3 separate regions of the Mus musculus genome follow, and all the other regions are linked to region 1. The links are chromatin loops, found by intact Hi-C in ENCODE. Cell type or tissue: left cerebral cortex. All regions are shown on one strand.

The links. A loop is a pair of places that touch in the nucleus more often than their neighbours do. Peaks named below come from ENCODE experiments on the same cell type or tissue, not always from the same donor. Only the 100,000 strongest peaks of a DNase experiment are listed, where the experiment ranks them.
Region 2: it touches region 1 in a loop (3.0-fold over the local background); 9 of 42 quality-filtered maps call a loop at or near these places.
Region 3: a loop joins it to region 1, with 2.3 times the contacts of the local background. A loop is called at or near these places in 2 of 42 quality-filtered maps.

What each region holds. Positions count from the first base shown.
Region 1 is chr7:35,900,639-35,903,138 of GRCm38, reverse strand. No RefSeq gene overlaps it. Among named protein-coding and RNA genes, the nearest start is that of Gm36234, 21 kb to the left of the region's middle. In left cerebral cortex, a CTCF peak has its summit at 1,096 (motif pointing left); DNase peaks (open chromatin) are centred at 840 and 1,084; H3K4me3 peaks cover 301 bases.
Region 2 is chr7:36,070,568-36,073,067 of GRCm38, reverse strand. No RefSeq gene overlaps it. Among named protein-coding and RNA genes, the nearest start is that of Gm38991, 4.4 kb to the left of the region's middle. In left cerebral cortex, a CTCF peak has its summit at 1,112; DNase peaks (open chromatin) are centred at 1,098 and 2,103; H3K4me3 peaks cover 668 bases; H3K27ac peaks cover 415 bases.
Region 3 is chr7:36,448,719-36,451,218 of GRCm38, reverse strand. No RefSeq gene overlaps it. Among named protein-coding and RNA genes, the nearest start is that of Gm38992, 93 kb to the left of the region's middle. In left cerebral cortex, no CTCF peak of the experiment used is centred here; a DNase peak (open chromatin) is centred at 1,532.

The sequences.
Region 1 (2,500 bases):
AAGGATAGAACAGAATAGTGAACCTATGGTGGTCTGCTGCAGATCTTCGACAACTTATAGCTGTCATCCCCCCAGCGCATGCGCAGCCAGAATGCCTTGTGGAGCAACACAGGTACTGGCTCCCCGCCGTGCGTTCCATAGCTGCTTCTGTGTTTTCACATCTCACCTTTCCACACTCTGGTGTTAAGGAACATGAGGCTGGCTCCTCTTTGCAGAGACCTTGAAAGCTGGAGTCAGGGGCGTGGCCTCAGCAGGAACAGACGAGTCGCTCTCGGAGAACTTCTTGCCTAGATCTGGACCTCAGACAGAGCTGGTTCCAGGTTCTCAGCACCAAGTTCTGTGAACCTGGGGCCCAAAGCCCCTGAAAATAAGACACCTCCTTATCTGCCTTCCATGGGAGAGCAATCCTGTCTCTCTGCCTGGGGCACTATTCGGGGACAGGCTGGAAGAGTAGACTTACCCACCTTGTTTCCCACTCTTCCACACAAAAAGCACACATGGACACTAAGCCCAGAGCTGCCCTTTTCCTAGAACCTCAGAGGGAGGGGCCCCTCCCACCCCATCCAGATCTTGGAGAGCTCTCTAAGGCTCCAAAGGGTCCCCAGAGCCCTGCCCCAGCAGCAGCTCATCCGAAGAAGCAATTAGGGGGATTGTCAAGAGATAAAGGCTAGCCCAGACTTCAGGTGGGACTCAGCCTGCAGCTTGGACTACCGTGCCACCCCCAAAAGATGACATGTAAAGCTCCTTCTCCTTGCAAATTCAAAGGGAGGCGAAGAGTGTGGGAAAGTCTGCTGGCCAGAGGCAAGTATTGCAAGGCCCTATGAGGACCTCTGGGGATATAAGGAGCCATCTCCACTCTCTGGGCGGCGCTGGGGCAACTGCGGGAATCATGCAGCCAGATGAAGCTCATAAATTTCCCCTATGAACAATTGTTTTCATTTCCCTCCCATGCCACTAGATATTATAAGTGGAAAGCAAAACACAAGTAAATATGTTCATTCCACTCTGTGATCGGTGATAAACGAGAGGCTGCGCCGGCTGACAAAGGTCATCAAAGCCGCCAGCCCGGAGTCTGCGAGCGGACACTGCCACCCTCCGGCCATGTGAGAAACTGCATCCGCTGCCGCCACCCGGACTCCACAGCCCTCCCCAGGCTGTAGGCACCTGCTGTGAGCTCCTTCCGCAGAGGTTGAGGGCTGCCATCCTGCATCACACAGGACATCCAACACATGACACATGCAAATGACAGAAAAACTATAAAGCAAGGCAAAAAAAAAAACCCTCAAATTTAAAACTAGCCACCATCCCTAATCACCTCTCTCATGAAGACAACTTACTAACATTTCAGTCTGTTTGGCTTCAGTTTTGATGAGGTAAATGGGCATAGGAAAAGAGCAAGGCTTTTTGTCTGAAGACCTGATGTTTGACCTAGTGTTCAAATTAAAGTAAATTCTGTAAACAGCTGGAAAATACCTTTTTAAGGGCTGCATAATATTTTCAATTTTAATTTCACTAGTATTACTATTGCTAGTGGCAATGCACTGTGCGTGTGTGTATGTGTGTGTGTGTGTGTGTGTGTGTGTGTGTGTGTGTGTGTGTGTGTGTGTGTGTGTGTGTGAGTGTGTGTGTGTGTGTGTGTGTGTGTGTGTGTGTGTACGATGGGAAGAGGATGTAGGTATGGAGGTCAGAGGATAATCTGTGGGAGTCAGTTTTCTCCTTCCACACTGTGGTTCCCAGGGATCAAACTCAGGTTGTCAGGTTTGGCCGGCAAGCATCCTACCAGGATAAGCCACGGGGCTGGTGGGGTGTTTTAAGTTGTAGGTGTACCAAGTTCATTCCCCCTCTTCAATTGTTTACGTCCCTGCAGCTGATACGGAGGCTAAAACCTTTTATTCAGAAACCCTTCTTCATATGACTTAAAAACTTAAAGGCAGAATTACTGAATGAAATGAAATGTGTATTGCTGGCATGCTAATGCCCTCCCATCCATCCTTTCAACTTTAATATCAACCCCAGGCAAAAATCCAGTTCAAGCTTTCTTGACATTTTGCCACATTTATACCAAGGTCCATCAGAAAAAAAAAAAAAACTGAGGAATCTCCAAGAAACATCTTTTTTGTCAAAAACAGGGGCAAGTGATTAAGACCTATTCAGTCAGATATTAAAAGACAGGAAGCTACGGAACTGAGAAATCTGAAGCCCACCCAGAAGCAGCTGGAGCCAGGTGCTGACAGTCAAACTCGGGGGTGTGTCCTCACTGTGGGAAAACGATGGCTGACAGGTAAAGATGTGAGCACAGCCTGACTAGATCAGAAAACAAAACCGGCATCTTCCTCCAGGATTCTCCTGCCTAAAACCCTGTAGGGATGAAAGATTGGGGTTCTGAAGTGGCACATGGAGGCTACGAATCAGATATGAAAGGGAAGTCCTTTCTGTAGGCAATTCCAAAGGCAAAGACTGGGGCAGAAATAGTGGTATCTGGATATAGGGGGCCCACCTA
Region 2 (2,500 bases), 170 kb before region 1:
CCACACCTAAATATTTTCCCAGCCAGTTTAATAATTCTGAGTGTATCCATCGCTGCAAGTAGCCCCAGTCGTTTCTATGAGTTAATATTAGCTCATCTCTTCTGCTGGGTGCTGTGAAGAAGAAGAAAAAAGACCCGGACAATGTGAGTTTATCTGGTCCTGACTATGACTCTGCTCCTTATTCTACTGAAACAAATGGCAAAGGAAAACTTGCCGACTTTTGGCAAACTACAAAGGTTAACTCTATTCTCCTTGAGGAAGCGGATGCTAAGTGCTGTCTGTCCATACATTTTAAAGATTTAGAAGCGCCTGTTAGCACTCTTGGGTGAGCGAAAGCAGGAGCGTCCGTCTGAGGTGTGTGTGCAGAAGATCTATCTGGGTTCCTTCTATCTCTGCTACTGTTGAATCCTAATATTAATCACAGTAGGAAACAAGGTTATTTTTCAATGAGATTGAAAAGAAAAATCAAAGCTTTACTTGATGTCATCTTTCCTGGGTCCTTTAATGCAAAGTGGCAGGGTATGATGGCACTATGATTACTGAGTTTACAGGAAGAAAAAGACACCAACCCAGGGACAGCCAGAAATACAAATACGTGCCCCTCCTGATACCAGCACAACTCCTGACCCCACCCTAGGATTCCCAAAGGCCGTCTGAAGCTAAGGGAAAGTAAACTCAGGTGGATTCAAAAGGAACCAGAAGATCTAGCTGCGAAGTTGCCCCCTCCGCCCACTTCTCCCGACCCCCGAATTGTTCTGGACTGCACAGGCGGGCAGGGGAAGAAGGGCTGAGAAAGTTGGAGGTCTGACAACCTCAGAAGCAATCAAGAGTGTGTCCCTGCACCCCCGGGGACCCATGGCAGCCGCTCCCATAGCATCTTTTCAACTTTCTATAACTCATCTGCATGAATTTACTTTTTTGCCTTAAGAGGTTGTTGGAATGCGTGTTAAAACACACAGAGCGATTTCATCTCCATAGCATCACTAAAGAAATATTATATTAGTATAAAGTTGCGGGGGGGGGGTGTTGGAGGAAAAAGAAAGAAAAAGAGAAAGTCAGCTCTGCAGCGAGGCAGGCGGCAAAGCGCTGCTCAAAAGCGCCACCCAAAGGCGGGAGAATGTAAATGCAAGCCAGGAACCGCGGTTGGCTTGCTTGCATTTTTTTCTTTTTTCTTTTTTCTCTTATTTCTTCTTCTTCTTTTATTTCTTTTTCAATTTCAGAATGAAAAAAATGACAGCGCCACGCAACTTGACGGAGGCTTTTGATTGAATTGACTGATTGCTCCAGCTGCACCTGCGGAAAATTGATGACAATGCTGTCTAAACCATTCATTAAGGTCTGGAACTTCGCGCAGATGAATGCGGGATTCATATATTTGCTAGACGTGTGTTGGGAATAATATGACGAAGCACTGTTTCCAAATGAACATTTCTTTAACCTAATTTTATCGAAATCATGCAACGGAATGAAAGCACGTTCATGCCTGAACTCTGTCAAAGCAACTGCAACTAGGCACTCTCTCTCTCTCTCTCTCTCTCTCTCTCTCTCTCACTCGCTCTTCTTTTTGTCTTTTCAAAACATTTAGGTGGAATCTTTTCTTTGAAATATCTCTACTGCTCTGCCTTGAATTATTTGTTATGAAAATGCTTTTATTCTATTTTATTTTAGTCATTCAAAGTGTTATTCCCCACCAAATGAAGGGAAAGTATTTGAGGCTTCTTTTCCAAGCTCCAAATTTGCTAAATTGTATACAAGTAGAAAATAGTTTTGTTTTTTTTTTTAAGAAAAAGAAAACTAATAATACCACCCTCCTCTTAGACACCTCGGGAGGAATCATTTCGCACCAACTGGCCGTGCCTTCCCTTCGTAGAGAATTAGACTGCCTGCAGGCTTGGAAGGGAAATGAAATCCTTTTAAAATATTGACTGTTCTGGTCAAAACGGTGTGAATGGTATCTATACACCTTTTATGTAAGAGCCCCGACTCACTCTTGATTTTAATGTATCAAAGCACAATCAATATTGAATGAAGCTTTCGCTGCATGTCCAGAATAAAGGGGGGTAGGGGTGGCTGTAGAGAAAGGTGGCTGAGACGGAGATAAAATGTGGCTTTTATACCTGGCTTGGCTTGCTACAACTGAGAAGACGCTGTGTTTGAATCTATCTTCCAAGCAGCTAGCCTGCTGGAGGTGTGAATTGTTAGGGAGGAGTTTAAAAAAGAGAGAGAGAGAACCTTATTCTTAAGAACCAAAAATGCTGTACAAATAGATGTTACTTCTCCAACAAGGGCTCTATGCCTAGAACTTGCCTCCTTTCCCCCCCAAAAAAAAACCCTCAAAATGAATATTTATTAACTTAAGAACCTGGCGCAGGTCTGTCCACAGATCCCGATCTGCCAAAGCGCTTCTAGCTCTCTTCCCTGGCATTTAAGAAAAAAAAAAATCTATTTTTATCCATCCTCTTGCGTTTAGGTTTTCTACCAGGAAGGTAATTTCTGATGA
Region 3 (2,500 bases), 550 kb before region 1:
AAAAACCCAAACAAACAAACAAACAAAAACAAGTAAACAGACCAACAAATACAAAGGCCTGGAGAGAGAATGTAGCTGTTTAGGTACTTACCAGGAGGAGCCAGAGTTGAATCCCCCGAATCCATGCAAAAATAAATTAAAAAGGTGGCATGACAGCACAGGTTTCTATTCCTGGAGCTGGGAAGGTGGAGACAGAAGGCTCCCTGGGGCTCATGGCCAGCCACCCTACCCTAATTGATGGTCTCAAGGGCAGTGAAAGACCCTGTCTCAAAACACAGATTGGATGGTGCCTGAGGAGTGACACCTGAGGTTGTCTTGTGACCTCTACACAGGTACACACAACCACACACACACACACACACACACACACACACACACACACACACACACACACACACAGGTGCATGTACCCTCCCACACACATGAATATATATATACCCCCACATGTACACCTACCACTGCACATATAGGAATGTAACACACCTACCATACACATGTGCCAATGCACATATATGAATGTACACACCCATAACATTGCACTTGAATGTCTACACATTTTCACACATGCACATACAACATTGCACACATATGAATGCATACACAGCCAGACACCTGCACGTGTACCACTGCACATAAATGAATGTAATACACCCACACATGAACATGTACCAATGCACATAAATGAATGTGCACATGCATACACATGCATCATTGCACATAAATTAATGTAACACACACATGCACACATGTCACTGTGGATATATGAATGTGTGTGTGTGTGTGTGTGTATACATATATATATATATATATATATATATATATATATATATATATATATATATATATCACTGTATACAGTGAATGAACACATGCATTTGCCACTGCACATAAATAATGCACACACACCCAGACCCATGCACACATACCACTGCACATATATGAATGTAATACACCCACACATGCACACGTGCCACTGCACATATATGAATGTACACACACACACACATTTACCACTGCATACAAATGAATGTATACAGACACACACTTACCATTGCACATGAATGGGTACACACATACCTGCACACATGTACCACTGCACATAGATGAATGCAACACAAAATATAAACTCTAAAGGGTTGGGAACCACCCCACATTGTTAAAAAACACAGAGGAAGAAAGACAAAGGCCTGGAATGGATGTGCTGAGATGGCAGAGATGAGTTAGCATCCCGGGGCCTGTGGAGTCAGTATCCACTTCAACCACAGCAGAGGACTCTGAAGAACGTTGTGGAGGATGTGGTGGCGGTAGCCACTGGCAGCATCTTTTCTTCCATCCAGGTGACAACACGAATGTGGGAAGATGGGGTCAATCTTCCTCCATGCTTGGCTAGTGCCATTTTCCCTGCTGATACAGGAGTGGAAGCCAATGCTAGGCTGACACTGGTGCTGTCTGAGCTGATGTTGGCAGCTTAACAACTTCACCCACATCTTGGCTCAGGAACCCCTAGTTACCCACTTTGGTGGAGCACAGCCAAATCCCCAGGGCCACTAGCATAGCTCTTTTGCCAAGCTATGACCAAGCACTCCCCAAGTGTGGTTTTTTAGCATAGCCATGACTGCTCTGCAAATGGAGGAGCTGCTGGCCCCATCTTTGGAGGAAAAGGCAGAGGTTGATGGGGAGGTGTGTGACCCTGCCTGTCCGTAGGCTCAAAGAAGCCATGCCTTGGTGTGTTAGTCACACATCCCTTTGATGTGACAAATTCAAGAATCAGAGACTTCTTTTGGCTCACAGTTCACTGGGTATGTTTCTTCGTGGCGGGAAAGGCACAGAACTTGGAGCAATTCCATTCATGACGTCAGGGAGAGGCTGCTTCCTTAACATCTTAAGAGATAGGGAAGCGGAAATTCAGACCAGATGCAGAACTGGAGACAACCTTCAAAGCTTGTCCCTGGTAGTCTGCTTCTTCCTGATAGGTCCTACATCCAAAGGTTCCATAATCTCCCAGGACAGTTGGAGAACAAGTGTTCAAATATTCTCACTGTTGGGGAACACACAGTAATTACCCCACAGCTCCCATCCTCTTGCTTGAGGTTGCATAGCTGTAAGGGTTTCATAATTAAACCTGGTCTCTGTGGCTGTCTGGGTACCAGGATGCTGTTAGGATGTACAAAGTTTATCCCTCTCCTTGTGCCTTTTCCCTTACAGTGGCATCTCTCTGAAGCACTATGGAGGCTCAGAGTTAGGTAGGTTCATTTCTAGAAGGGAAAAGAGAATGACAGGCCAGACAGTGCCCTCTCCAGCATTGCATAGCTAAACAATAGCAGCAGAGGGACGGAAGTCCAAGATCACCTTAAAAAGTGGTTAAAGAAAAGACCACCTTTCTACGGTGTCTAATGAACTTGCTTATTTCTTCTGCCTTCTGTCTGAGTTTTCCTTAACTCTGCTTCCCAGTTCATTGTCACAGCTTGGTTTTTAAAAGAGTGTTTGCAGGACATTGCTA